2 separate regions of the Mus musculus genome follow, and region 2 is linked to region 1. The links are chromatin loops, found by intact Hi-C in ENCODE. Cell type or tissue: gastrocnemius. All regions are shown on one strand. Links, peaks and the distances in the headings refer to the core of each region. The heading gives the core; the rest is flanking DNA. Region 1 overlaps Wdr25 (WD repeat domain 25). Region 2 overlaps Begain (brain-enriched guanylate kinase-associated).

Evidence for each region. A loop is a pair of places that touch in the nucleus more often than their neighbours do. Peaks named below come from ENCODE experiments on the same cell type or tissue, not always from the same donor. Only the 100,000 strongest peaks of a DNase experiment are listed, where the experiment ranks them.
Region 2: a loop joins it to region 1, with 2.0 times the contacts of the local background. A loop is called at or near these places in 2 of 42 quality-filtered maps.

Annotation. Positions count from the first base shown.
Region 1 is chr12:108,894,967-108,910,405 of GRCm38, reverse strand. Wdr25 (WD repeat domain 25) reads right to left here. Exons shown (of 7, transcript NM_177602.3): 2 at 11,681-12,497. The coding sequence starts at 12,475. Among named protein-coding and RNA genes, the nearest start is that of Wdr25, 8.4 kb to the right of the region's middle. In gastrocnemius, for the core only: CTCF peaks have their summits at 6,364 (motif pointing left) and 7,304 (motif pointing left); DNase peaks (open chromatin) are centred at 5,832, 6,330, 6,610, 7,274 and 2 more places.
Region 2 is chr12:109,043,878-109,059,316 of GRCm38, reverse strand. Begain (brain-enriched guanylate kinase-associated) reads left to right here. Exons shown (of 7, transcript NM_001163175.1): 2 at 6,455-6,483. It overlaps Gm52002 (a long non-coding RNA gene), which reads right to left and starts at 13,839. Exons shown (of 2, transcript XR_003950262.1): 1 at 12,600-13,839; 2 at 11,942-12,096. In gastrocnemius, for the core only: no CTCF peak of the experiment used is centred there; a DNase peak (open chromatin) is centred at 6,449; H3K4me3 peaks cover 1,394 bases.

The DNA of each region.
Region 1 (15,439 bases), core at 3,737-11,736:
CTCATCATGTTTTGTCTACTTATTTTAGGATTTAATCCAAGCAGAAAGAAGGGACACAGCTACAGCAGAACCTAGTCACTTGCCCCAGAGCTGGGATGGGAAGCCATTCCTGAGATTGCAAGTTACTTAAGACCACATTCGTTAAGCCTTTTGGTCTCTCCCACGCAGCCTAGAATGCGTAAGGGCCCGAAGAGCAGCTGACTGTGTGCATGACAGCGACAGCACATCGGCAATGAAAACCAAAGACATTTGAAAATATTTATGAACTTGTGTAGAATTAGCAAAAATAAACCCACCACGCATTAATATAAATAACATGTTTCTTATAAAAATAGCTAGAGTCTTCATAGCAGAAAGAAATTAGCGGGAAGGCATTGTTTACATTTTTGTGGGTTACACTGCTGCCTGACTTAATACAAGACAGCTGGGCTTTCATATCTGCTGCAGTATTTAATCTATGGCAATGGTGCCTGTCATGTAGCCCCTGGGAAAGTCCATTTACACTCCTGAGAGAATGAAAGTAGAAAAGGCAAATAACTTCTAGGTGTGATTATGAAAATAGTTTTGACCCGGTGGAAGGGTCGCAAGGACCCCTGGGGTGTTCAGATCATTGCAGTAGATTACAGCATCCCAGGCTGCAGCTATAGGGTTCAGATCATTGCAGTAGATTACAGCATCCCAGGCTGCAGCTATAGGGTTCAGATCATTGCAGTAGGTTACAGCATCCCAGGCTGCAGCTATAGGGTTCAGATCATTGCAGTAGATTACAGCATCCCAGGCTGCAGCTATAGGGTTCAGATCATTGCAGTAGGTTACAGCATCCCAGGCTGCAGCTATAGGGTTCAGATCATTGCAGTAGGTTACAGCATCCCAGGCTGCAGCTATAGGTGCTGGGTGGGTGCACAGCTGAAGTGCAGCCTCACTGGATTATTTCCTAGAGACCCACCCACATGCCGACAGCTGTGGCCTGCAGTGGAAAGTGGCCTTTTCACTCCTCTCACCCTTCTGGTTCCTCTACAGCAGTGTGCATTTCTTTTAGGGTCAGAGCACATTTCTTTCTTTGAGGCAGGATTTGGAAAGCCCTGATGTACCTGCGCCCTGAAGAATGAAGCTGGGTGGGAAGGTCACTTTAAATCATTAGTAGCCAGTGCTGGTGTGGGGAAGCATCAGGAAGCAGGGCTGGGTGGGGGCGGCAGCACCGCTCCTTAATATGCTGATCGATCCCTGGCACCTAGCACACATTCATCACAGTGCCATGCGGCCTGCCTGGGACCCAGTGACGAGAACTGAAACTGGCTCAAGCTAATCACTGCTAGATGAAGGTCAAATATAGGTGACTATATATCAGCTAGCAGGGTATGAGTAGACATGCCACTGCCTACAGCAGCTGGACACTTACAAAGGGAGAAGCCCGACCACAGACTTGACTACAAAATATGCTAGGTTTTCTCTGCTTTAAAAAAAAAAATGATAATGAAATACCAGAACTCAAACACCACCTGGGGGAAGGAGAGGAGGCGGGCTATGATGAGGGTCAATACTGTTAGCATGTAAATTGCCTGGAGATGGGGAACACTAAGACCATGGGAGATTAATGGACAGGAACCCCAATGACAAACCACTTACTTAGCATTCACAAGGTGCCAGGCCTGAGTCTAACCGCACTGTCCATAAATGAACTCATCTGGCCCTCAAACAAGATGCCATTAAATTAGCAGATGTTGGGGGGGGGGAGTAATAATTCTGCCCCTGTGGAGGACAGGGAGACATAGTCACTGTGCACACAGACATTGGTGTGAGCCACAAGCTAACGCTGTGGAGCAACAGGAATGAATGTTGTGCATCCGGGTACCCAGAAGAGATGTGCTACTGACAGGAGTGAAGAAGCAGAACTACAGGGCAAGAGGGAGAGTCAGGAGCAGGCACAACAACCCAAGATCCTTCCTCAGCATCACAGATGACATGAGGCTGCAGAGAGTGGAGACCCACCCACCCAGGACAGGCTGAAAGGAACACACACACACACACACACACACACACACACGTCAGGGACTCCGCCTGCCACCTCACAACCCTCAGGCAAGCTCACTGTAGACAAGTCCCTCCACCTCACACTTCAGGAAGCTTGATGGAAGGAGGGTGAGGATCCTGGCTAACAGCAGGGTGTTCCTACCCTGCTACCACACCTGAGGTTCTTAGCCCACATCGGAAGGCCACACTAGACACCTGGGCCTGCTGGTTGTCAGGGCAAAAGGATATGGCAGCTATGCATGGTGGCACTTGTCTATAATCCCAGCACACAGGAGCTGTGACAAGAAGGGTGCTGTAAGCTCAAGCCAAGCTGGGCCATTGAATGAATTCCAGACCAGTCTAGGCTAGAGTAAGGCACTGCCTCAAGAACGAACAAACAGCAACAGCTGAAGACAGAGTCAAGAGAGATGCAACCCCCTCTCTCCTCTCCTCTCCTCTCCTCTCCTCTCCTCTCCTCTCCTCTCCTCTCCTCTCCTCTTCCTGGGAAATTACAGTAAGACTGAGGGGAACCACTACTATGGAGTGTGTGTGTGTGTGTGTGTGTGTGTGTGTGTGTGTGTGGTATACATGCTTCGTCTGAAACAGAGTCTTGATTTTGTACCCTGGACTAGCCTCAAACTTCTTTCCTGCCCCAGGCACCCAAATGCTGGAATTATAGGCAAATACCAGCACACCTAGCTCTGGAAGACTGTGTAATCTCAGTTTTGTAGTGTGGGTTACAGAAGTTCCAATGGTGTGACTAGAGCCTGATGGTCCACTCAAAGAAAGAGAGAGCCCAGAAGAGAGCAAGGGTCGGGATGCATTCCGGCTGTCACACAAGTGGAAGTGCCAAGGCTTTTCATTTCTCCAATTTTCTTCTCAAAATCTGACCACTTTTACAATGAAGCAAAATGAAATATAGAACTACCCCCTTTTCTAAGACGCCAAGGGCCTCGCTATCACCAGGCACTAGACAGGCTCCTTTAAGAGTCTTCTGTGTCCAAGTTTTAAAAGCAACAAGAAATAATTCACTAGACTGTCTCAACTCCTAAGTGTGCCAATTTTGCAATCTGCATTTTTCAATTACATTAAAAGCATTTTTCCAAATTGCTCTATTCTCCCCTTAATGACACGGGATGAGATTGGCTGAGACGCGCTCCCCGAGGAGAGGGCCAGCACCTTCATGCCTGGCACCGCTTGCACATGAGCTGCCCTGGGTGCACAAAACTGGTCAAGTTCAACCACAAAGGCTCCCAGAAAGCAGAAAGCACACAGGGCTAGCCACTGCACTGCTTTCAGTCAGCTCATGTTGGTTCTGAGAGCCTCAAGCTCGTGAAGTAAAGGGAACCAGAAGCATCTCCAGTATTGGCCCTGAACTCATCTCGGCTTTCACTAGAGGGAAGAGGGCGTCAGAGACACTTCACCTCCCACGAAAAAGGAAGTTCCAGCCCAGAAGCTGCCAACTCTTCCCAGAGGCTCTGCAGCCTGGCTACTGACACCTAAGCCACCGCAGGACAACACGGGGACTCTCAACCTTCCCAGGAAGGTGAGAGGGAAGAGAGGGGCAAGCAGACTCCAGAACTGCGTGCCCCAGGGCACCTCCTGCTCTCCCTTGGTCTCCGCCACCTGAAGAAGGACCAGATGATCTCTCCATGTGCCGGCGTGTGTGCATGTTAACACACACACCAAATTCTCCCCTCGCCTTCACCTAATTACCCTCCATGCACTCACTGTTAATCATTCACTCCCCAAATACCAGACACCCACCACCACAACCCGCCCCTCCTACCCAGCTGCGCCTCTCATTTCCAACAGATCTGCCTCGTGCTCGGAATAAATTGCCAATCATCTGCATAATGCTCCCGAGCTCCTTCCTCCACGCACCAAATCACTTCTCAACCTCATTTCGTAAAAATCCATCAAGAGTAATTCTTTCAAAACTGAACTAAACCCTCGCTCTGGCACTTGGATCCATAAATTCCTTGTCTTTGAATGTGAAATATATCACTTTTTACAAAGCACATCCAAGATACCCTAATATAATCAGATCCACTAACAATGATAAATCAGCGAGATCCTGTAATATATAAAAATGCAAATCCAAGCCACCGTGGAAATCATCTCTGCTCCCCCTGCCCTTAACAAAGCCCAAGTAGTGAGGCTGAAGAGAGCCTGGGCCCATCTGGGAGAAAGCGCTGCTTTTCAACTGGGCATTTCCAGAGGTGGAGGAGGAACAGCTTGCCTGTTTGGCTCAGTCTCTGTAGCCTATTGCCCGCCCCATGTTGCCTGCTGTGTAACTGGGAACAAGTTTCAGCTCTGTGGTAAAGTGTGTTAAAAGCTGTGCCTAGCAGCATGTGGTGGACCCGGTGCAGCTGCTGACGCCCTGCTCCCTCATGTGCTCCTGGTCACCACAGGGCCGGTGATCAGCACAAGAAAGCACCAGCTGGGGTCACCTGCCTCCATCGCAGAGCCTTCAGCTACCTCCGAAGGCAGCTTGCCTGAGGGAGGCAGCATAGCTCCCTCCTGGGTCCCCTAAGAGGTTGCTTCCCCAGCGCTGCTGAGGCTTGACTTTGGACTCAAGCAACCGTCCACCATCCAGTGGCCAGTGTGAGCGCCTGGCAACTGGGCCGTCCTCAGCAGGACCTGGCGGATGCACAAAGCACTCCAAAGGACGACAAAGGCAGCTCAGTAGCATTGATCTCAGAAACTCCATGCATTTTAAAGGGATTTATCTCAGGAACACTGAGGATGAAACTCTTTAAAAATCCATATGTACAAAAACAGACTATGAAGAGATTCACAAAAGCAGAACTACATTAAGTCAGAAGACTCTAACTGAGGTGTTTTTTGCACATTTATGTTTTAACCAATCAATATGGGTACAAGGGGGGAAATTCTCGCTTATGCCAGGGACTGGACTAGATCATTTCTTCCCATATCTGTGGCAACAGTCCTCATTGATGGCCATTCTCTCTCCTTTACCGTGATACCTGGGGATCAGAGAGACCAAGTAATCGTATGCAAAGTCCCGGCAGCACTGAGCAGCAGTAGAGTCACGCACCAAAGGCCGGCCAGTGTAAGGTTCCATTTCCCACACACAGGCCTTCTGCCGGCCGACAGTGCAAAGCCCATCTTCACTACATTAAGCAGCAGAAAAGATGGCATTTATGCACAGTGTGATCACGGCAGGACTACTTGCTTTAAAATGGACTCCAGAAGCTACAGGAAACAGCACAGGAGAGACGAGGGAAAGTGTGAGGAAAGGGACAGTCAGAAAGCTGTTTGTGGACAGTTTTTCACTGGGGACTTTGTTTGGGGGAGCGGGGATGGAACCCCAGGTCCTCTGCCTGCAGGGCAGACATTCCACCTCTGAGCTATACACCCAGCCCCACAAACAATACAAAAGACAATCTGGTGGAGGGCAAGATAGCAATGACCAGCTGGCCAGTGTCAACATGCGGGATGCAGCAGCCAGACCGGGGCGGCCTAGAGATGCGCCATGACCAGGACAGTACAAGCACTGATGTCTCCTTCGCATCTCATTTATCTGAGTCAGTCAAGTTTCCCCAGTAAGCGTCAGTTTGGCTTTTTAAAAATATGTTACAGAAGCTTGCTATTTGTTATTGAAGAAAAATCTAGAATAAAGCAAATTAACAACACGCAGCTCACAAGCTTTATGTACAGACCTGCCTAAGTAAGAACTCGTCCCCACAGCAGGAAGCACGCTGGTGCAGCAGGGAGTCCCCTGGGGGGCCTGGTCCAGCCTCTGCATGGGCAGCCAGACAAGGCTGTCTGTTTGCCTTTTTCCCTCAGAAAAGGCATCAAAGGCTGAATTCCACCTTTACGTGCAGTGGGTGTTCAAACATGCAGAGCCCAGGGAGTTCACGGAGAAATGAAAAGAGAGCATAAAGGTGTCTGTGCTGGGACTACAGCCAGGAAAGCCTCGAGCTCACGGAGGAGGGCAGGAGGGTCACCGCCTGCGACAGCGGAGCAGCGCTTCAGGGCCTGTGACTCATTGTTTTATTTTACTTAATTGCTTTGGCTGTAAATTTTTCAAAACTAATATAAGCACATTTTACAGCTCACAGAACATTTAGAGCATATTAAAATACATATCTTTCCACCGTAATGTGCCTAGCTGAAATGTGTGCCTCCAAAGCCGAGCTTTAAGGCAACGAAAGACCGGCACTTGGCTCCTCACATCAGTCAGATGAACGGAGCTGGCTTGCTCCAGATCAGAGAAAAATCATCTCAGTAAATGTTACAAGGAGTCAAGGATTCTACCACATTCTAGAAGCTTGGATGGGCAAAAGATAGCAAGTCTTACTGTGCCCCCTAGAGGTGAGCAGGATTTTTGCATGTGCACACACAAACCCTCTTAAATCAAAGCAGTGAAATCCAAAAAATGTCTTTAAACCTTCATTGATCACTTAACAGGGACCAAATCTCATGCCAGATGCTACAAAGAATATAAAAATGGGTCTGGTGTGACTTCTGCATTCACAAAGCTTACCGCCTGTTGAACATCTCAGATACAGTAAGCCACCGCTGGCAGGGACGGGAGCAAAGCCCCAGCACCCTGAGTGACAGGAGCACATGCCAGGTCCCACCCAGTTGTTCACATCCTGAGTGCCAGCACCCAGGCCAGGAAGACCAAGCACACACATAATACCTCCACCTCACAGGAATACTGGGGCTTGGTTTATAACCACAGGCATCTCTGACATCAGGGAGGGAAAAGCAGCCACCACTCAGCAGGCCACATACCAACCTGCAGGCCTAGGGTAGGACTTCCAACCTCAGGTGCACACCTGAGCCCTCCATGCCCTAACCCATCTTCCCACCACAGCTTATTGGTTCCTACTACTCATTCTGCATTCCGAACTTACTGAGAGTCCCACTTACACAAAATGATTTTCCAAACAACCCTAATCACTAAAACTATGAGACATCTTATTAAAGCCTCTGCTCGGGTTCCAGCTTGATAGTCACCCCTGGCTTATAGAAACCTGAATTTTCATAAAGATCAGGAGACTCTGCTCCTAGCATGCATGGTCAGTACTGACAACAACTCAACTATAGCAAGTGTCTTTGCCCGAAGCCATCCTTTGGATGTACTGGGGAACTAGACAGGGGCGTAGAGCACTCCCTCAAGCTTCCTGGCAGCCAAGGAGTCTCACACTAGCATCACCACCTCCGGCCCACACGCCTCCTGGGACAGGCCACACATCAGCATCCCACACACAGCCCTAAACGCAGGCTTCTCGTCATCCCAGGCAGCCCAACTGCGACCTCTTCTGGCCGTGAAGTGTCACACCAGTCCTGGCACACTTTTCTTCACCACACCCAGAGCCAAGGTGCCAACTCACTCTTTCTTAAAAAACAACATGGAGCATAGTGGCACTTGCCTTTCTCTTAGCACTCTGAAGGAAGAGAGAGGCAGGTCTTTATGGGGTCGTGACTAGCTTGATCTTCATAATGAATAACAAGGCAGCCAGGGCTACCTAGTGAGATACTATCCTAAAGAAAACAATCTTTGGGGTGAGCAAAATGGCTTATCAAGTAAAGGCACTTGCCACTGAGCCCAATCCCCAACAGTGACATAGTGGAAGAAGAACTGGCACCCCCCAAAGTTGTCCTCTGACCTCCACACATGTACCATAGCACACATGTGTCCCCCAAACACACATATAAAAAGTAAACAATTTTTAAAAATAAAGTCATCATGGTCAACCTGAAAAGTGCTTGCTTTACAAGCAGGAGGACAGGAATTCAACTCCCAAAACTCATGTGAAAAGGCTAGGCACAGTCATATAATCCTGGAACCCCAGCTTTGGGGAAACAGGCAGGCAGATCCTGGGATATGCCAGCTGGCCAACCTAGTCTATCTTAAAAAGAACAACTGAGGAACAATATCCAAAGCTGCCCTCTGTCCTCCACCTACAAACACACACACACACACACACACACACGTACTCTCACACACACGTACACATACACGTACTCTCACACACACACACATACTCACTCACACACACATACAATATCATCATGGGGTTAGGAATAGCTCAGTGATAGAGGGTTCACTTTTACACACAAGGTCCTGAACTCAAGCCCCCAGCAAAAACAAAAACAAACAAACAGCAGAAGGATACTCATAGTATGTCTTCAGGAAACTGAAGCCTCTTGTCAGTAATGATGACCCAGGGTGGGCAAGCTGCTCAGTTCTACCAATGGGGCCTTCAGGTAAAGAGCAGCTCCACTGGGCTCAGGTCTAGCTCTTCCCATCAGTGCACAGGGAGTTGGCAGGAGGCACTCACGAGGAGACACCTGACCTCTCCATGAGGCAGCATCATAGGTTAAAGACATGATCACCACGGCAACCTCTCCCACCTTCTTGCTCAATAGTCCCCCACATCTGCCAGGCTGCCCTCCCCTCTCTAGTGGCCAAGAGAAAGGACTGTATAACCTATTCTAGAACTACAGCTAAGTTCCCACGAGGAGCCATGAGCTCACTTGATACTGTAGACACAGAATATGTAGGTATTCGTGCTATTAGAGAACCTTCAGGCCTTCCTTGCCAAGGGCATTAAGCATCAGGAAAGCCTACCTACTGTAAAGCAAACCCCTCCACCCTGTGAGCATTGCCCCACCATTAGTCCTGAGGGGCTGGAGAAGGAACCCAGGCAACATCCAGGCTCATCTAGAAGGCAGGGACCTCTACATTCAAACATTGGACAGTGCACAGGGAACTGTGGGAAGAGGGAAGGCTAAGTATGAACACAGCTTGGGGGGGGGGGTGTCCCGACAGGAAAGACATGACCCATCTGGCTCGACGTAGCTCTTGCTCCTGGCACACTGCCCAACCTAAGACCACAGAATAGATAAACACTCTTCATCGGCCCTGTTCTGAGCTGGGTCTTGACTGTTCAGTAGAAACTGGCCAAGCAAGAAGCAAAGGGAAAGGAACCTGAAGACCGGACAGAGGAGGAAATAATTTCAGCAATCAGGTGAGCTCAAAGTCAGGGTGTCCTGTGTACTCCAGAGCCAGCCAGACACTGCTAGGAGCCTGGGCCCAACTGAAACCCTCAGACAGGCCTCTGGGCATCAGGCTCTCAAAACTCTGGGTCAGTCCAGGATTGCCATGAGCCACCCAGACCACTGAACGTCCCTCACATAGATTACACAGCCCAACACCACAGAAGCACCAAAGCCTGGCTCAAAGAATTGAAGAGAACATATCAGCCTTGCTAGAGCCAAACAGGAGTCTCTGCATGGTCTGTAAATGTCTGTCTACACCCACAGACCTAGCTCACTTCTAAGCATTTGGGTCTTCTCTTCCCACCAAAATGCCTTCTGGTACTGGTAGGTTGGGGCTCAAAACATAGTTGTCAGAGGACAACTTTGGCTGCTTTTCTTTTTTTTTTTTTTAATTTTATTTATTTCTGTTTCACAATTTCTATTTCACATGCATTGATGTTTTGCTTGCATATATTGTCTGTCTGTCTGGAAGTATCAGATCCACTAGAACTGGAGCTAAAGACAGCTGTGATCGGTCATGTGTCTGCTGGGAATTGAACCTTTTAGTCCTGGTCTGGGCTTACTTTGTAGACCAGGCTGGCCTCAAGCTCACAGAGATCCTCCTGCCTCAGTGTTTTTAGCCCCTGATCTGCTGAGCCATCACTCCAGCCCCTAGCTGTTGTTCTTCAGTTATGCTAGATTGCTTTATGTCAACTTGACACAAGCAGAGTCATTTGAAAGGAGGGAACCTCAACAGAGAAAATCCTCCATAAGGTCAAGCTGTAAGTATCATTGGAGGCATTTTCTTAACTAGTGACTGATGGTGGAGGCCAAGTCCATAGCCTGCATCATCTGCTGCCTCCAGGTTCCTGCCCTGTCTTCCTCTGATGACGGACTACTATGTAGAAGTATAAGCCAAATAACCCTTTCCTCCCCAACTTGCTTTTGGTATTTCATCAAAGCAAAAGTAATTCTAACTAGGACAGGCACCAGCCTTGTTTTTTAAGACTGAGTCTCTCACAGAGCCTGTATTTCACCAATACAGGTGAGCTAACCTGGCTGACCAGAGAACCTGAAGGACCCACCTCTTTCCACCTACCTAGACTAGGTTTACAAGTAGGCACCCATCTTTTTGTGAGGAGGGGTTGAGACAGGGTTTCTCTGTGTAACAAGCTCTAGTTGTTCTGGACTTGCTTTGTAGACCAGGCTGGCCTCAAGTTCACAGAGATCCCCTTGCCTCTGCCTCCTGAGTTCTGGGTAAAGGTATGCACCACCAGGCCCTGCTTACCCACCCGCCCTTCATGTGTATTCTGAGAATCAAGTGCTTGTGATCACAAGAACTTTACTAAATGAACCACCTCCCCAGCCTACACTACATGCTTTTGAAAACACATTTCTCAAGTGATCATGTGACACAGGTATAAGTGTCCCTTTCAAAGACAAGATATCAGACTCAGAGGGAGACCCACTTAGGCCAGAGGCCAGCTACCCTGTACAGGCTGTGGGAAGCCATTCTCTTCCAAGGAGAAGTAAGAAGAGGCATCACAGCTTATTAGCAAAAGATTAAGAGAGGCAGTATTCAGGGCCGGGAGCACTGGGGAAGATGTGATTTTACTACAGCCCCTATAGCTTATTTGCTCCATACATCTCAGGCTTATTTATTCTGCTGGCTATAAGTTGCAGTTACAAGCTGCAGTTAAATTTATTGCATGGTGGTACATATCTTTCATCCCAGCACTTATAGAAAGCAGAGGCAGGCAGATCTCTTTACCTTTGAGGCAAGTCTGGTCTACATAGTGAGTTCCAGGCCAGTCAGGGCTAGCCACACAATGAGAGCCTGTCAAAAAACAAACAAACAAACAAACAAACAAACTGTATCCCACTGAAAACAGATGTCTAATTTCTCTGACCTCACAGGCAATAGAACATCTAACTCTTCTACATCTCTTTTCTCTCTCTCTCTCTCTCTCTCTCTCTCTCTCTCTCTCTCTTTCTCTCTCTCTCTCTCATAGGGGCCATAAGCCTTATAGGCAAGCCTGAACTACTACTTTGGGGGACCCTCTATAAATAAATATCAGGCTCTAGCAGGGGACTATGTAAGTAGGAACACGCTTACAGCAGTGTAGTTCATGGGATGTGCTACTAAATGTGACAAAATGTCCAACCATAGGAAAGGAAATGAACTAAGACATACTTGAATTAAAATAATGTGTGCATGCTGAGCAGTACTAGTGCAGCCTTTAATCCCAACAGATGCAGGAGGATCTCTGTGAGTTCAAGACCAACCTGGTCTACAGAGCAAGTTCCAGGACAGCCAAAGCAACACAGAGAAACCCTGTCTTGAAATTAAAATACATGTATATTACTAGCAAATGAAGTAAAATGTTTATCATCTAGTCATACTATAATTTATTAATACTGTATAGTGCTATGGCAAGGCAGTGTTGGAAAAGATAGGAATGAGGCAGGAAAGACCAAAGATCTGAGGCTGATGATAGAGAACTCTCTCCAATGTACCAAAGAGAACTACAGAAATTCCCAAAGAGTGTGTGTAGCCTGTGCCCACCCACTGCCTGCCTGACTCGAATCAGTAAAGTATCCCAGTTGCTTACACCTAAGAGCCACTGGGAGTTGTTTTCCCTTGTCTTACCTTGAAGGTTTTGTCCATGGAAGCAGAGAGAAGCATGTGGCTCTTGCAAAAGACTGGACACCACTGAATGCTGTTGACCGGGCCCCTGTGGCCTCGAAGGTGGAAAAGCACTTTCTTGGGGACCGTAGTCTCTCTGTACTGACTGTTCAAATATGGCTGGATGAACTCAGACACTGTGGGAGCCACACAGAGTGGGGCCGGGGCACACCCTGCAGGAGGTCCCGGGGGCTCTCCATCTTTGCCCCCACCTGCTTCTGGATTCAGCGCTTGCAGCTGCCTTAGCCTCTTGGGGATATAGGGAAGCACACAGTCCTCACCCCTTTTCCTCTGAGAAGAGCTGGCATTTCCAGCTGTGCTTTCAAATGTGCTTTGATCATGAGAAGGTTTGAGGACGTCCCAGGCAGGTTTTAGTGGCTTAAGACAGGCAGCTGCTAGGGGCACGTGGCCGACTGGAGCCCGGCTCATCCACAGAGAAGGACGAGGAGGCTCACTGGGAGGGAAAGTGGTATCAGGTTCCTTTGAGGGCCACTGTAGCCTCTGGCTGGGACAAGACCCAGGGTCACTTCTCCAGAGCCGAGCCAGCGGCAGACGTTGCATCCCTGGGTCTTCATTAGGAGAGTTCCCTGTGTGCTGTGCCCCCTCTTTGGTCACGCCCACTGTGCTAGATGCAAACCCCATCCCAGACGGCCTGCTCATACCAGAGGCGTCACTTATCTGACCTGCAGCGTCCCCACTTCTGGCAGGGTCAGCCTCGGTCTCGGAGTCAGAATCATCATATGCCACCAGCGAGGCCATACAGTCACACAAAGGTGACTTCCTAGAAGTAAACAAGATCTAGAGTTAGCAACCGTTAATAACGCGAGTCGTTCTGCACTTCGGGGCAGGATGTCCCCTTGAAGCTCAAAGACGTCAAACTCCACAAGCACAAACACATACAGAATAGAAAAGGATTTCAGATATTTCAACATAGAGAAATTATGTTTGGCGCAGGAAAGGTAGCTCAGTGATTAGCAGCGTGTACTGCTCTCCCAGAGGACCCACCCTGGGCAGCTCACAGCCACAGCAGTCCTGGCTCCTGAGGATCCAATGCCCTGTTCTGAGCTCCATGACTACCTGCATTCGCATGTACAAGCTCACACACCAACGATAGGTGCATGCGCGCAATTAAAAATAGGAAACATACCTTTTTAAAAGGGGAAACTAAAAAATATAGTTTGGGCTGCAAGATGACTCGGTGGATTAAAGGCACTCGTCATCACACCTAAGCTCAGTCCCTGGAACCTACACAGTGGAAAGAGAAAAACCAACTCATGAAAAATTTCCCTTGACCTCAGCATGTGAGCCTTAAGACGCATGCTGTCTCCCAGTTATGTATACAATAAAAGGTTTGTTTGTTTGTTTGTTTGTTTTTTAAAAAAAAAGGGGGGGGGAATGATATTTGACAAGGTATGTATGTTAACCCTAATTTAAATATTACATAATATATAAAAACCCAAGTAATAGTAAAAAAAAAATGGGTCTCCTACTAAATAGAAATAATTAGTTACTGTGTGTGTGTGTGTGTGTGTGTGTGTGTGTGTGTGTGTGTGTGTTCAGACAGGGTTTCTCTGGGTAGCTGCAGCTATCCTAGAACTTGCTCTGTAGACCAGGCTGACCTCACACTTACCGAGATCCTTCTGCCTCTGCTTCCTTAGTGCTGGGATTAAAGGCCTGGGCCTCCACTTCCTGGTTTTACAGATAATTTTTTAAATGGAAACCTCTGTGGGGCTGGGGCTAAAGCTCGCTGACAGAATTCTTGTCAACACATGCAAGGTTCTGGGTTTGCCCCTCCGCACTGCAAAGCAGAAGAGAAGAAAAAAGAGAATGTAGAAAAAGAGCACGAGGGCAAGAGGGACCTGGGTATGGCAGCACCCACCTTTGAGCCTAGCATTCGTGATGCTGAGGCAGGAGGATTATGACTTCAAGGACACCCTGGGATACCTAGGCAAGACCCAGTCTTTAAAAACAAACAACCTCAGCCTGGAGATGATGATGTACACCTATAATCCCAGCACTCAGGAGGCAGAGACAGGTGGATTTCTGAATTCGAGGCAGCCTGATCTGCAGAGTGAGTTCAAGGACAGCCAGGGTCACACAGAGAAACCCTGTCTCTAAAAACAAACAAACAAAAAAAAAGAAAAAATCCGTGTCCAGAGAAACAGAGCAACTGCAGAGTACTGCCCGGGCACGTACAAAGCCCAGGTTGGGTCCTAAGTCACCAGTCAACCCAACTGTGGCAAGAGCAATTCTAAACATGGCATCCAAATCTGTTTGTTTCACCCCAAATGCATAGGTTCACAGGGTACTAAATTTCCATTCAAAAGTTTTTCCTGGAATTCTGAGCATTCACAAATTTCTATCAGCTAGTTCTCAGTAAGAATTGCTTTGGTCTAAAACTCAGTATTAATTCTGTGAGTACAGACAGAAAGAAAATAAGGATGCTGAGCATATCTCAGCCAGCAGAGGGTGGAGTGGGACAAAGTGCAAGCCTGGGCCATGGACCAGCTAGCCCGCTTCTTTTTTTATGCTTGTGTGTTTGCTGTGTAAGTGTATGCATGCCTATGCGAATGTGCAAACCTGTTCTCCTAAATACAAGGAGGCCAGAAGATGGAGTCCTGTGCTGTTTCACTTTCTATCTATTCGAGACATAGTCTGTCTGTGACCTCTTACAGGTTGAGTTACAAGCAAGTGTGAAATGGCTTGTTACATGGGTGCTGGGATCCAAACTTTGGTCTTCATGATTTCAAAACAAGTGTCTTTAACAGATGAACCTCCCTAGCCCATTACAAGTACTCACTATGTAAGCCAGGCTGGTCTTAGTCCAGTCTTCCTGCCTCAGCCTTCAGAGTGCTGGCATTACAAGTATATATCACCATGTCAGATCACACACTGGGCTCCAAAATTCCACTCAAAGCCTTCCACATCTGTCCCCTAATGGCATTATTTGCCCTAAGAATCCCACTGCCATACAAGTCTGCTCATCATCCAATGCCTGTAGCTATCATTCCTACCAGCAGCTGAATCCAGGCAGGTAACAATGTCCACATTTAGAAACATCTTCGAAAAAGGACTTCTAAAACCAGCTTTCCACTCTCCAACCAAACTAAGATCCCACTAGAGACTAACCACACAGAGATAGACCCATGCTCTGCAAATAATTTGATCTCTACATATTCAGCAGGGAGTTGAGGCCAATCTCCTGGTTCCTCAAATGAAACCCATCTGATTCCCACCACCATACTATATAGAGCTCGGTCACAGCCTGGGTTTTAAGCTACACGGTTATCTGCAGGGTAGACTCACAAAAGAGGCCTATAGCAGATCTGAGGACAGTGTGGCTCATCAGCTCCACAGGGGATAGAAAATGAACGACAGCAAGGGACTGGACACCAGATGCACCACACATAGATTTCATTCTCTCACTCAACATCTGCCACAGTAGGCAAAACAGTAAATGATGTCCTTCATTCATCACACTCCCAAGCCATAGAAAGACAAAAACATCCCTGACTCGTGAGCCAGACGATGTCGTGGACTTGTGAACTCAAAAGGAAAAGGATACAGGGTAGCTGGGCCCAAGACTGCATCTTTTTCTGGAGCTGAGACAGGTCTCAGAGAGACTACACCAGTGTGACGCTCTGAAGAGGTTGAGGGAACTAAGGTGTTCACAATACTGTGACTAAAACAGAACCAATACCAATGAAGAGGAGTCAAGGGTGA
Region 2 (15,439 bases), core at 2,429-10,428, 150 kb before region 1:
CTGCCTTCCAGGAAGGAAGCCCACATGAGGGAGATCTACAGCCACACACAGAGCCCCGGCACGGGCCCAGAGAACACTGTATCCCACCCAAGCTGGGAAGCAGGTGGCTGTAAGGCTAGGACACTGAGGTGTCCAGGCCCTCCTTCCCCAGCAGAATCCCCTAGCACAAGCTGCAAGCTTGCTGGGGGATCCCTTGCCCGCTTGAGCCGCCAGCGGGAAGCCAGGATGCCTTTCTCCAAGTTCCTGGATGAGGTCACTGTTCGCGTGCTAGACCCAGTGACCCTGGAGGGCTTCAGGGGCTCCCAAGGCCACAGCCAGGAGCCCTCTCCAGGTGACCACAGCTCCGGGCCAGCCCAGGAAGCCCAGGCCAGAGCCACCGCTTCAGAGGAGAAGGACCTGTCTCAGAGTCCCTGGCATTCCTTGGAAGCCACAGGCATCAGGGGCCTGGACAGCTGCGAGCAGGGAGATCCAGCACGTTTCCCCAGCCTGAGCGGGGTGAGTCCCAATCTTATGCCCCATTTCCCAGCATGAGCCTGTCTGACCCTCCCTCATCATACTATTCTTTTGTGATTTGTATGAAAGAAGACCATAAACACCCCAAGCATGAATCACTAAGGTGAAAGTTTCGGCCCTGATTTCAGAGTAGCAAACTAGGTCTGGGATCTGAGGAAGCAGTCCTGGTAACAGTAGTAGACGCATTGCTGGGTCGACCAAGCTTCCTCGGATCACCACAGGCTCCTGAAGATACCCTTTGTACCAAGGACAGTGCTCATTCTATAGTTCTGGTCCCTTCTCTGTGGACTCAGCAAAGTACTATAGCTACCAGGACAGTCCGAGGTCTAGGAAGAGGTCTATGTTCTTATTGTCTCATCCTGCTCTAAGCTCCCAGATGGCCTTCCTCATTCTGTATTCCTGTGTGTAGGGAAGGACACTGCGGAACCCACCCTCATGGCCTCCAAGTGGCCTGCCTGCAGAGCCAGTCCTGGGGTGGGACATGGGCTTCTCTGCTTCTTAGAAGTCCCTAGAGCCTCCCCAGAGTCCACCAGGGCCAGCTGCCTTCTGTGTGACAGGGACCCCCACTGTCCACAGCCCTGGGCTCTGTATACATTACACCTCCACCCTCCACGCCCTGCTTCTCAGGACCGGCAGGCTCTGGAGGAGTTGCTGACACCCAGGCCTCTCTGGAAGGCTTTGTCCCAAGGCTCTAATTACAACCTTCGGGGTGGCACATGGAGAGAGGTTGTAGCCGAGAGTCTTGGGGACCTGTTAGGCTAGGGGTGCATGGTGGGGTGGGACCAGCCTGGCTCTCAGCAGCTTCTCCAGTGAGGGAGCAGGCACCCGGCATGTGGTGCTGGGTTTTAGTCTTTCCTCTGCCCTGTCTGCATGAGTGAGCACAGGTAGATAAATGAGAAGTCAGTGTAGACGGTTACAGGAAACCCCAGCTGCTGCAGACTTGGGGCTGAGGCTCACTCATAACCCAATGACTTCAAAGCCAATTTCTGTCTGTCTTTTTTTTTTTTTTTTTAAGAACTAAAGTGTCACAAAGAAATCAAGAGACACAGAGGCAGTGACATGGTAGGGTAGGATTGTGACAATACGCTCGATATTGAGTGACCTAGAGCAAGCGACTCCCATGGGTTTGGAAAGAGCCTGTCTCTGGGTGCTAGGTGCCTCTGCAGGGCGGCTGCTTCATGCCCCCAATCTCTTACCATGTGGGAATGTGGGACGGAGTTGCTAGATCTTCCAAATTTTTCAGTAGAAGCCAAAAATATGGGTTTTAAAATGTAAACTCTTCCAATTTTTAAATGTTGGCTCAAACATTAAAAAAAAAAAAAAAAAAAAAAACGAAAGAAAGAAACCTCAAACAGGCCAAATACAACATGCTAGCAGGCCAGATTTAGTCTGGTAGGCCAGTTTGCAGGCACAGGCCTCAGTGACAAATGTAATAGGGTTGCAGGGGGATCCCTGTGAGCCCATAGAGCCCAGAAAAGTCCGAGGAGGCAGGGTCTACTGTACCTAAGAAGGGTGGCTTGCCCCTTCTTGGGCCAGCGCCAACCCATGCTAACTTGCTAGGCAGCCTTGGAAGGGTGTTCTCCTTGCCCCCACCAGCTGAGGTTGCCATGGGGACCCTACAGCACAGACAGAGCCCGGGGGGGGGGGTTGCCTAGGGATGCTAGACACTGTCCTCAACTCTCCCATGACCCAGCCATGGCACAAAGGTAACTTCTCATCCTCCTAGAGACACCTACCCCTGGTATCTGCTTCTGGACACAATGGAGCCTATAGGGACTGTCCTGGCTCCTGTGACCTCAGTGGGCTACATTGACCAATGTCAGGGCATAAGTGGCACCTCCGGTCTGCCACTCCCAGATCTGCCTTTCCTGACCCTGTTCCCCAACTCCAGGTTTCCATGTCTCCATCAGTGCCTCCCTCCAGACTGTGCAGGCAGCTTCAGACCCTCTAGACCAGAGTCCCGTCCTCCCTCCTCCCTCATCTGTACCATCTCCAAGCAGTCTGCGTCCAAGAGCCTTTCCAACTCCACACGGTCCCCACCTGGCCTGACACAGGAGCTTCATGTAGACTCCTGGGGTACCGAGTGTTCCCAGCTCAGGTAGACACTGCCATTCCCCAACAGTGGGACTCAGCACCCAGCCCATGTTGGTTGAATGAATGTAAGAATTTCCAGGAGCAAAATGAGATCCCTTGGAGAGAGTCCTCCCTCAAATAGCCATATAAAGGCTGGCTTTCTGGAGCAGGCACCCTTTGCAGCCTAGTCCTCAGGACAGCCCCTTCCACGGGCTACCTGCTGTCGATCACAGCATCCCCCAGGGGATTTTCCCTCCCTCCCTCCCTCCCTCCCTCCCTCCCTCCCTCCCTCCCTCCCTCCCTCCCTCCCTCCCTCCGTCCATCCGTCCTAATGAAGCACTGAGGCTCAGAGAGGGAGAGAGAGAGCCTTGCTTGAGATGAGGCAGCTGTTTAGGAAATTCCACATTTCAGTCAGTGAGGGGTGGGCTCTCCCCCTCCCTCATATGCTTAGGCTGTTTCCTCCACTCCTGTCAGGATGAAAGTGAAAGAGAAAGAGCCAAGGAAGAACAGGTGAGGATGCACTTGGCTTGGTGCAGGCTCTCTTCCAGTCTGACTTGCTCCTTTGAAGTGGCTTCGGTACTGTACCTAGGCTGTGTGTGGAGCGGGACCTGTGCATGTCTTCAGTGGGCAGAACTTCTCACAGGGTATCCAGGAGCCCAGACCTCCGGCTGGCAGAGGTGGGCTTCTGGGAGGGCCAGGGATGGCCTGTGGAGGATGAGACAGATGGCTGCATTGGGTTAAAGGCACCGTCTTTCACACAGGCTGTCCTCACCCGGGTAACCTTGTGACACAGTAACTAATGCTGAGGGTCCTGCACTGCCTGGGTAGCCAGAGAAGACGTCATCAGCTGTACAGAAGTCTGGCCATAGCATCCTAGAAGTGCATAGGTCCTGAGACAAGAAACTGGGTGGCCTAGTGGCCTGTGTGGGGATAGGATGGGATCACTGCTAGGTAGGGCCAAGTGTTCCAGTCCTCACCAAGGCACAACTACCTCCTCAAGGGGACACATGGGATACGAAAGCCTTCCTTCCCTGATGACAGAGGGAGGGTACGAGGTCGAGGCAAGCCTCTGGACCTCTGTCATTCTGCACTTGTTTCATGAGAGAGAATGTTGTAGGAAATAAAGATGAAGGTGGCAGGAAGAAGGTGGCCCACCCCGGTCACAGAGAACCCATTGTGGGACCCAGGACACAGGATAGGGGATGGGGAGGCACTTGGGGAATCACAGGCCCTGCACCTGAGAAAGAGAGGTATGTTCACAAGCAGGCTCAGGTGAAAGTGCTGGCAAGCAGGGGTCCCCTGGGCCATGAGTCCCAACCTCCACCTTCCTTTGTAGGTGCTTCCCCAGGTCTGAGGTTAGTGAAGGTGAGCACAGGACTTGAAATGCATTCTGACAACACCATGGCCCAGAAGGGCCAGCCTCAGGTCCCCAGTTCCTAAAAGTCCTTGCCTGGTGGCTCCTCCTCCACCAGGTAGGGCTGCTCTAGATGGCACTGGCAAAGACAGGGGCTTCTGGCTGGCTGAATCTGAGCCCAGTAGCTACCTCTATTTTCCATGCAGGGCTGCTTGTGGAGACAGGCTGTAAAGGCCAGGGGCCATGGTGTCCCACTGGCTTTGGGTCAGAGGAGGATCAAAGCCAAGGGGCAGAATCTGAAACAGCTGAGAAAAGGGCAGAGGCTCCTTCCCATTGTCTCCTTCCTCGCCCCGCCCCCACCCTAGCCACAAAGCTACCCACCACCTTCCTTGCCTCTTTCCCAGTCCCTTGGGGGATGTGGGGGGGGGGGGGTTCCCAAACCTTCTAGAAGAGCTGAAACAGTCAATGTAAATAATTGATGCTAGCTTTTTAAAATTAAATTTTAATACATTCTTATTAATTCCAGACAAATGCCCTGGCAGGTCATTCACTGTGAGTGATTGAGGAGGCCGAAGACAGATGAGGGATGGCCCCTGCCTTTGGGTGAAAGAGGCCTCTAAGAATGGCGTCCAGACCCGAACAAGCACTGTCAGCTTGAGGTCCCGGCTTCTTGTAGATCTAGGGCCCGATGTCTGATGTCTGGGATGTCTGGAAGGAGCTACCGCCCTGGGCCAGTGTGTGTGTGTGTGGGGGGGGGGGTGTTCAGATGGCTTTCCTTAAGGTGGACCCCAGACTTGGGGTGGAAGTGTACCCCCAGATAACCCCCTGGAGGGCCCGCTGCTCTCCTTGCGCTCCTCCCTGGTGGTAGAATCCCGTCAGCCACCAAATGGGTGGGGAGGCTTTAGTGGATGGATGGGTAGATGAACACTTGGATCGGGGGGGGGGGTGGTTTCATCCTGGCTGGCTCTGACCCTGCCAGTGGACGGCTCCTCCCACCCTGCGCTGGCTCGAGGAGGCCAAGACTGCTGGGTGCTGGGTGTCCTGGGGAGATCCGGGGCTCCTGCGTGGAAACTCACAGCTAGCCAGGGGAAGGCTGGAGAAGCCGTACTTCTGTGCCATAGGACCCAGGCATGCACTATCCGTGTTTATTGAGTATCTGCTATATGCTGGGACCCAATGCAGGAGATGAGCACTGTGATGGGGACTCGAAAAGGTGGGCCTGGGGCAGAGGGGCTCTGGGGATCGTGCTGATATGCTCCAAACTCTAACTAGAGAACTCTAGTCCTGAAGGATGATTCGTAGAAGGGGGTCTGGACTCGTGCTTTTTGTAAACTTTTATTAAAGTGTGCGGGGAGGGAAGCCCACCGGGCGCCCCTGGGGTCCTTTTCCTAACCCAGCCCCTTTGCAGCCCGCCAGAGCTGCAGGGCAGCAGAGCGCCTGTCCGAGCTCCTCCCGCCTTCCCTCCTCCAGATTTCAGGAGAGGAAACTGAGGCTCGGGGAGAGCCCGGAGGCCTGCTCGGGCGCCGGGGGAAGTTGCTGGCCGAGCCTAGCCGCGGCTCCGAGGCCGGGCTGCGCCCTCGCTCGGCGGGGCGGTGGGGGAGGCGGCGTGGGGCCCGGACCGAGCGGAGCGCGCTCCCGGCGGACGCGGCGGCGGCGCCCGGCGTGAGGGTCCGGGATGGGCAGCCATCAGTCTTCCCAGGTCTGTGGCGTCGTCCCTGGGTTCAGACTCCAGCACTGCCTTTCGCGGGAGGGCGGGGGCAGCCCCGGGGCGGCTTCGGCCGGGCGCAGGAGAGCCCGTTGCGCGCAGGAAGTGCGATCCCGCTCGGGCCGCTCGCCGTCCCCGGGGTTCGCCGGAACCCGCAGGGTTAACAGGGGCTAGTGGGTCCCGGGCGCGAGGATAGACCGTCCAGCCAGAAGGGTCTCCACAGCGCACGCGGGCGGGTCTGCGCCAGTGACTCGGAGCCCCGCCAGAGAACCGGGCGCGCCGGGGTTAATCCCTCGGGCCCAGGAGGGGGGGCAGGCTCCGAACCCCGAGATCGGAGGGCAGCAGGGTCCTGAGCAGAAGCAAGAGTGCCTCGCTTCCGATGCCGTTCCCCTCGAGCTGCGTGAGCGCCGGCCGGGTGCGTGGTTCCAACACTCTCCAGCGACTCGGCGCTCCTGCGCTGCCGGGCTCGGGAGGGACCGAGGGAGGGAACGGGGCAGCAGGGGTTAACGGCGGGCCGGGGAGCGGCGGGGGCCGCAGCCGCCCGAGAGTCGACGGGCACGGCGGGGCCCCTCCACTAGCGAGGCTGCTAGCCGCCCGGGCCGCTGCACCCCGCGTCCCCGACCGGTCCTCGGCTCGGCCCGGGGGGCGTAACTCGGTGGCGGCCCGGGCGGGCTCACCTGTTACACAGCCGCGGCCCGGCGCGCCCACTGAGGCACGGGGGTACGGGTTGGGGCGTACACGGGGCTGCCCACGGAAAGGGCCAGCGGGGCGCCCTGCTGCGCGCTGACCCTCTCCTTTGCTCTCCGCAGGCCTCTGCCGCAGACATGGAGAAACTCAGGTGAGTGCCGCGGGCGGGCCGGGGGTTGAGGGGGAGAGGGGCCAAGGGGCGCGGCGGGGCCCGGTGGGCGCGGGGTGGGCGCGGGTGGCGGACCGGGATGCGCGGCTGGGCGCGGGGCAGCGCGCGGGGCTCGGGGCGACCACGGCAGGGGCGTCATCCCCGACCGGTCCCCAAGGCCCTCGCGCGCTCGTCCCCTGGGACCCCGGGACCCCAAGACCCCGGCGCCGCGTCCCCGCCGTTGCGCCGACAGTTGTCGGGGCCGGGGTAGCGAAGTTTGCGCCGATGGCGGCGGGCGGGGATAGAGCCCGCGCGGCTTCCCAGGCCCCGCGTCTTGGAGCCATTTTGGGGGAGCCCCGCGGCCGCGGCCCGAAGCGCCCCCAAGGCCTTCCCGCGCACCCCCAAATAGAACGGGGGCCCGGACTCCGAGGGGCCCCGGCGCGCGCGGCAAGCGAGGGACCAGCCCATTTGAATATTCGCGGCTCCGGCCGCCGTCGCCCTTACCCTCGGACAGCCCCCCCCCTCCCCCCAACAGTGTTTTCCTCCCGAGCCAGGGCCCAGGCTGTGTGTGGTCACTAGGCCCAGTCCTTTGGTTCTGGGTTCGGGGCCATCGCCCCTGGCCTGGATGGTCTGCTGGTCCCCTTGTCCAAGACCAAAATTGTCAATATGGAAATAACTGGGTAGCAGGCCACCAGTCCCTGAGGGGTAGGCCTGGCTGGGCTCAGGCCTGGCCCAAGGTGGGGCCTGGATCTAGGGGAGGGGCTGGGCCTTCCCAGTTGACCTTCAATACTGATGATGAGTGGTCTCAGATACCCAGGTATCTGGAGACAAGAGCAGAGATTACAGGCCTGGCACCAACATATCCTGAGCTGGGAGGGGTCCAGCCTCTTGTGGCCTCAGAACAAAACCTGATGTCAGTGGGCCAAGGCCCACCTTGCATGGTCCAGGCCCAAATGGAAGCATCTAGGCCCAGAAAGCCATAGTTCCATCTATGGTCATAGCAATGACCCCAGGCCCAAGCCCAGGCCCTCCCCAGGCCAGGCCCCTCCCTGGTGCCCCTCCCTGACTGTTTTTCATCATCGTCCCCCCAATGAGGGAGGGGACACTATTCAACCCAACTGGGACTGGAGAAAAATTCAGAGGTTTCCAGAAAACAGATAGACTCCCTAAACTTAATTCTCTCTCTCCCTCCCTACGCTCAGCCAAGGGTCTTGGGTGTGGTATATGTGTGAAGCCTGGGGCCTGGTCAACCTGACTGGGGACATAGGTAGGTAGATGCCCTGTCCTTAGCTGAAAGGGGAGGGCTGAGGGCAGTGGTTAGGGCCTGGGCCCTGGGACTGAATTGGATCACATGACCTTCCATATTTGGTGAGGTCTAGAAGAGGGGACTCAGTATACCTCTTGGAATTGGAGTGGGAAGTGTCCCTCCCCCCACCCCCCAGAATTGGGGAGGGGCCCATTCTTGTCATCTGCTGGCCCTCTAGCATTGTGCTTCCCCAGCTTCCTCCAGAACATTCCTTTCCTGGTGGTATGGTTACTGAGAGCCACAGTGGGTTTCTGACTGGAGATTAAGGTTGGGCCTGAGGAACCAGAGGCTAAGGGAACCCAGTCACATGGCTTCCTACAGGGTGTCACAGGATTTAGGGTCCTACAGATCTAGCTTTTAGACAAGTCCTCCTCTTCTGGGTTTCAGCTTCCTCAGCTGCAGAATGAACGTCCCTACCAAGGGATGTGGGGGGAGGGGGGAACAAGTGTCTAGTCTGGGGTCAGGAACACATCAGAGGCCCAGATAGACTCTCCCCAGAGAGGCAGCAGCCCTCTAGACCCAGGCAAGAGGAAAGGTATCTGTCTGTGGCTGAGTGAAAGAGTCTTGGGTATCCAGACAGAAGGTGGTATGAGCTGGGTTCTGCCTCCTGGGGCAGAGAATGTGAGTTCCCAATGCCCTGGCCTGGGACTTTGGAATTAGGTTGAGTTCTGGGAGGTCCAGCCTTGGTCCCTCCCACTGCTCCCCAAGCCCCCCACCCACCCACCTCAGGCTTGAGCCTCAGTGGCTATAGCTTGAAGAATGATTTTGGTAGCAGCCTTCTGTGAGCAGACTTGAAGCCGACTCTCCCCTTCCTCGCGCCTCTGCCAGACTCTCACTCCACAGCATGGTCCCTCCATGGAGCCCTCAGCAAGTTACTGCCTTTCCCAGGGTCCTCCCTGCCCAGGAAGCCTTTTCAAAGCAAACTTTGAGGTTCTAATGACCCTTTATGCGAGGGTTTTTACTCGATCTGTGCACCAAGCCCCGTCCAGGATGCCGAGACCCAGCCCAGCCGTTCAAAGCAGGCACACAGGATAGGGAACAGTGAGGTCTGCTCAGGATGCTGCAGGCTAGCAACATTAGCTTCCTGAGATATTGGAAAAGGACTCTTAAGGATGCCTAAAGCGGGACTCAGGGTGACAGGTTAGTCAGGATACTCTCCAAGAGCACAAAGACCTCCGGGCTGAGAAAGCATTATGGGACAGAGGAGGAATGGGGAGTGGAGGTCAGGGCACTGTCCCAGACACCTGGAAATAGGTTCCTCTCCTTCCCAGTGCCACATGTGGGCACCCCGAGCACAAGATTTGGCTCTGACCTCTCTTCTACTAGCTCCAGTGCCTGGCAGACACTTGCACACAGTAGGACTGCTTGGGGCCACTGGCACATAGTAGGAGCACAACCACACTTATTGATGGCCTGGCCTCAGGGCTGCAGCCCAACATCTGCCTCTGAGTCCCTGCTCAAGTACTCCACCTCCAGCTGTCTATGAAACTCAGACGGGACGGCCCTGCATCTCAGCTGCCTGATGTGTGGTGACCGTGGGCCTCTCTCTGTTGCCCTGTTAGGTAGCCCCCCTCTCTCTGAACTGCAGCTTTGCCTCTGTGCTGAGGTGCAGGGGGTACTTGACAAGCCCAAAGATCCCCTCACTGGTGACCACGCCTTCTGCCAAAGCCAGTCCTTCAGGCAGTAGAACATGGTAGTCTCCAGAGAAGCAACACAGAGCCGGTGATCAACTGCACGGCTAACATGTAGACCAGGCTTGAGGACCACCTGCACACTGCCAGCCATCTTAGATCTCCAACCCCTACCCCCACCCCCACCCCAACGCAGCCCCAACCTCAGAGTCACCAGGACCCTGGCTTTTGGGGTCTATGAAGAGCTCCAAATGTGTTTCATTTGAATCCCCATCTGCCCCTTGGGGCTGGTTGGCTGTGGGAGTCACCCCAGTGAACGGCCACCCCCTTGAGCCACAGGCATTCCTGAGAGAGTGGGGTCATGGTAGGCAAAGCTGCTGTGGACATCCACGGAAAGTGTCCTGTGTGTGTGTGTGGGGGGGGGGCAGGGGACACATGATCACAGGCCAGAAGCATCCAACGCCACTGCCCAGGTCCTTGGCAACTTCCCCCATCAGGTAGGCATGGGAGTCTCTCCTAGCTGGATTCCTGTCATTTGATGTCCGTCTTGGGTGGCACCTACAGGCACTTTCCCCGCGGGATCCAGTGTGGCTGTGGATTGTGAGTATTCTTTCTACAGCCAGTTCCAGCAGGTCAGCACCTTCCGCCACCGTACGCTGCTCACTGTGGTCCTTGGGTGGACAGGATATCACGACTTTGACACTGTTGCATATCTCAAGCTGGGGAACTGGGTTGGCACTCGGGGCCTCAAGTGCCAACAGGCACTCCACCTTTGAACAGAACCCAGCCTGCTCCTGCTTTCTGTTTGAAGTCCTTTGTGTGTTGCTAATGGATTTTCAGGAGCCCTGCATGGCCACCTTCTTCCTGAACTTGGTCCCCGGTGTCCTGAAGTCGGTATTATTTTCACAGGGACACCTGCTCATGCATTTGACCCACACTTTGAACTTCTCACCTTAAGGCTTTCATAGAACCTTATGCAGGCCAGGCTCACGTCAATGCTGGGATGGGGGAGGGGGACACACACTCTGAGGCTGGCTCCAGAGAAACAAGTGGCTGTCAGGGCCACATGTACCTCATCTGAAGCCAAGGCTAAGGATGTGACCAAGACTCCAGACCCCTGCTCTCCAAGCCCCTGTGTAGCCCCCAGCACCCCCACACCCACCCCCCCTAAACATCTGCCCCCACTCACTGGATCCACCCTCCCTCAAAGGTCTGGCCTTGGCCCTCTGACTTGTCACTTAGGCTTTAGTTTGCTCGTTGACCACAGGCTCAACACATTTATTAAGCACCACTGTTTACCAAGGATATTGTAATCAAGGAATATATAAAAGAAAACACCCTAACCAGTTAGTGCAGACAGGAACTTTCCTAAACAAGTAAAATTGACAATTACACATGCTTTGGGGACAAAAATAGGAGGGTGACCAGCATCTGTGGGGCGGGGCAGTTTTGCAAGTCTGGGAAGGTAGCCTAACAAGCCTGGGAAAGAGGCCTGAGCTCCAGGCAGGCAGGAGATAACCACGTCAGGGGCCTGGTAAGCTCTGGAGGTGGACCAGGATGTGGGTTCTGAGGACAGAGGGGACTCACTGAGCCAGATCTGCTGACAAAGGTGGCATGACAGGTGCTAGGCCTGAGCTCCTGACAGACATGATGGGGGTAGCTGTGAGGACACTTGTGCAGGCTTGGGTCTCCTGGCATGTGGGAGTGTCTCCCCACCTCGGATCCTCTGCTCTTCATTTCTTTTCCCTCCAGCCCACCCACCCACTATCCCAACTAGCAGATCCCTCAATAAATAAGGTTTTTCAAGGCTCCTGCCTCTACGTCTAAATCTGATGCTACCAGAAGAAGCCTAATTCTCACTAAGGAGTGAGCGACTACCTCCTCTTGAATTCTTCCTTCAGGGATCAGACCATTGGAAAGAGGCCTGGCACATGAAGTAATTTTTCTTCTTTCTAGCTGTTTGTCCCTTCAGAGTTTACTGTCCTTACAGCCTAACTGGAACCTTGCCCTGCAAAGCCTCCTTCATGGAATATGTTGTTCTATGAGAGTGGAGCCACCATCCTAGCTTGAATGCCAGGTCTCTACCTAGGGGCTGTGTGACCTTGAGTAAATTTCTGAACCTCTCTGATTTTCTGATAATGGTACCTACTTTAGATAAATGGAATACATTTGAATGAACTTGGCTCTTGGAGCCATGTAGCCCCACCCACTGGGCAAATGACCTTATTCCCATAGTGAGGAGGAGGATGGAGGCAGGAGAGAGAAAGTCCAGGGTTTGTGGCAGGCTCTGCTGCAGTGTCAACCCTGGATGAGAAAACACATGCAGGACTAGAGATGGATGGCCTAGCAGCTAAGAGCATTCGTTCTTGCAAAGGACCCGAGTTTGATTCCCAGCACATACACAGCCACTCAAAACTACCCACAAGTCCAGTTCTAGGGGGTCCAACACCCTCTTCTGTCCTCTAGAGCTGGCAGGCACACACATCATGCACAGACATACAAGTCAAATACTCATACACATAAAATAAATCTAAAAACTTTACAAAGAAAAGGAAAAACAGACACAGGAATGGGAACTTCCGAGCTGCGCAGGGGCCATCTGCTTCATACACGCCCTGCAGTGGTCCAGGTAACCCACATCCCTAGTCAGGGCACCAGGTGGCAGGAGGCCTCATGACCCTGGAGCAGAGATGGAGGGAGGCTCAGGGAGTGGGCATAGAGAGCCTCTGGAGGGCCATCATAGTGATCACAAATGACCCATGGGCTTTTGTTTTAGATAGGGAAACTGAGGCACCCCAAAGACAGCTCCCTTCCTCATGGGGTGCCCCTTCCAGACGCTGGCTTCCAGACATATGCTGTCAGCACCACAGCTCTGGAGACAGCCTGTGAGAACATTCGTGCACATGTATGGAGGAGCAGACCTGTGGGGGTGAGGAGGAAGGGGCACCATGGAACCTGGGTGTCTGGAGGGCTCCGGGCAGGGACTGTCCACCTTGCCCAGCAGCCTATGTCCCTGACCATCCCAGACCTTGATGGCTTTATGACTACAGAGCGGAGAATGCAGGCCTCCTACAGCTCCCCAATAGTGAAGCCCCACGGTCGTTGATAACAGGGGGTGGGGTGGGGTGCTGAAGGTTTGTCCTCAAGCCAGCTTGGTGCCCAGGTGAGTACAGCCTCCTGACCTGGGTCCTGTGGGGTGTGGCGCCCAGGGGACAGGTGACTGGTCGTCTGTCCACTGTCTTCTCCTGGGAGACAGTCTGGGAGTGGGGTGGGGATGAGAGTGCCAAGCAGGAAAGACAGGAGCCCCAATAAAGCTGAGTACTGTAGACGCTCCTGGGGCCCATGTAGCCCCTCTGCTTAGCCTCCACCAGGCTCCTGTTTCTACTGTACCCCCCATTATGATGCCCCCAAACACAGTGCTGCCAGCTCTCCAATGCGGTGCACCCCTGGAGCTGTGCCTTCCCCTGGTTGATCCAGACCCCAGCTCCATATATCCCAGGATGGAACTCCCTCCTACCTTTGACCCCCAACCCAAGCACAGCTTGGTGGCCTCCCCAACCCAGCGTGATTGCTTCAAGACTAGGTCCAGAGGCTTGGGGGGAGGGGGAGGGTTGTGGGATAGGGGGCTGGGTTGTGGAGCACAGGAAGGGGCCCATCCTGTAGACAGGGTCAATGGGAGGGATGGGGAATGTCCAGGAATCTTCAGACATGGGAGAGGTTGTCTGTGAAGAGATTCTCATGTGCCCTACAGACAGGTGAGACAGAAGGATGGGGACGACTGGAATTAGAAACACCGGGGACCATGGCAGCTCGTGATATTTGCTACTGGGGATTATTGTGAGCGTGTGCACCCAGGGGAGGAGAGTGGCTGATAGGAAGCAGGCATGAGGAGCAACCTCAAAGGATGCTGGGAAAGGGTAGCCAGCCAGCCAGATGCCAGGTAAGGGACAAGAAGCGAGCGACAGGCGTTATTCAGTGCCGCAAGCCTGGCAGGGCTATGGAAACAGACAGCAGGGACAGAATACATTTCCGGCAGCAGAACGGACAGTGCCTGAAGTTCAGGGAAGGTGGTTATTGAAGTGTGAAAAGCAGCCACCCACAGGACTGCTGGAGAGAACAATCTAGAAGGAGAGGCTCACTGATTCAGTAAGGAAGCCTGTGATGGAACTGGCAGGAAGCAGGCAGGGCCCAGAGGGTTATCCCAGGCACATAGCACAGGTGTCAGGCAGATGTGGGTAGGTGGCACATGGGGTGGCATCTGTGGAGGTTCCCTTGGACGGCTTCCCATGCTCCATGCTGTAGGTGAGTGGGAGAGGGAAGAGGTGCTGGGGGTAGTATAGAGACACGAGAATGATGGTGGCACTCCAGGTCAGTCCATCTTTAGGGGCTGAGTCCAGGTGGGAACTGCCTTTCCTTGGGGTGGGGGTGAGAGGGGGGGGCATCAAGAAAGCCTGGGGGAGGAGTTTAGAAACAGAGAAGGGGACGGCCCTGCCGGGGGCGGGGCTATACCCAGCCCTGTGGTTTTATAGCTGCCCTGGGCATCCAGCTCTACCAACCCCAAGGGCTCTCTAGGACACAGCTCCAGGCACATGGCTCTCTTGGCAGGGGAGGGTGGCTGGGTAGGTCTACAGCTGCCTGATAGGATGAGGTGAGGAGCCTCTTTTCTGCCATAGCTCCTGATCTGACAGAGGATCCATGACAGCCTGAACTGCATAGCCATGGATGCTGGAGATAGAGCTGGGGCAGATAGAGCCAGGGAGACTTGTGACCCCTAGGGGCAACCCCCTTCCAGACAACCCCTTGCTATGGCCACAGAACCACAAGTGATGGTCAGTCCCATCCCTAACACATGCCAACACAGACTCGCACGTGCGCATGACCTTTCCACGGGGGTTGTTGGTTTTGTGACACCTCAGTAACCGCGATGGCAGCACAGTGGTGAGACTTATTAGCATCTAGCCTCTACACTGGGACCAGAGGTTGGGAACAGGACATCACAGAGCTGAGCCATCCAAGTCCTGTGACCTAGTACAGGCCTGACCTTACCCACTCCATACGTGTTTCCTCAGCTGGAAAGTGGGTAGGGTGGGGTGGGAAAGGGAGCTAAGGGGAGATGGTGGACAGGATGGGTGAGGCTCCTGTGCAGGCTGGAGTGTCCAGTCATCCATTGTCAGTGACTCACCAGTTCTTGAGGGAGGGGCAGCCACAGGTACGAAGGGTAGAGCCATCTAGTGGTGACCACTGGCTCAACAGACTCAGAAGATAGGCAGAAATGTCGGTAAAGACATTCAGGTCAGGGACCCTGAGGAGCTAAGGGTAGGTTGCTATGGTTATCCCGTGAGGTTGTGGTGTCCCAGAGCTGCCACAGGGAGGCTGGGGCAGTCCTTCGAGGTTTAGCAATGTTTCTACCGTCTGGGCACAGGTTCCCCAGGGAGCTAGCTTGAGGCTCAGGAGAGGACAGGTTAGGTCATCTCCAGCATTAAGACGACTTAACAACATGAACCCAGCCCTGGGGTCATGCCTGACCCTGCTCCTGCACTGTCTGATTAGGGGCTGATACCTGAGATAGTCCATAGGGCTTAGTGGGCAGGTGATCAGGCAGACCACGGCAACTATCCACATAGTAATAAGACTGAGTATAGGCTATCAGAGGAGGCGGCATGTAGGTGAGGCCCTTCCTGAAAGCATACCCCAAGGCCAACACAGACTGAGACAGTGGTGGCCTGAGAGGTGGGAATCTGGCTGGATGCAGTGGTCAAGGCAGGGTGTGGTCTGCTTAGCCATCCAATTGCCAGAAGAGTGTAGAGTTAGGAGGCCCAGATGGCGTAGAAGACTCTTGCATTCAAAGGTAACTAGGCTGGCAACGTGGCCATCCCGGGAAGCAGTTTTTGGCTTCTCCAGGGAGAGTTGACCAGCTGGAAGACCTTCAAGTGGGGAAGAGTTAACCTGGGGCAGGCAGAGCAAGATCTTGGCAGAGGGGACATGAGAACAAAGTCACCAAGATGAGAAAGCGCTTGCAGCA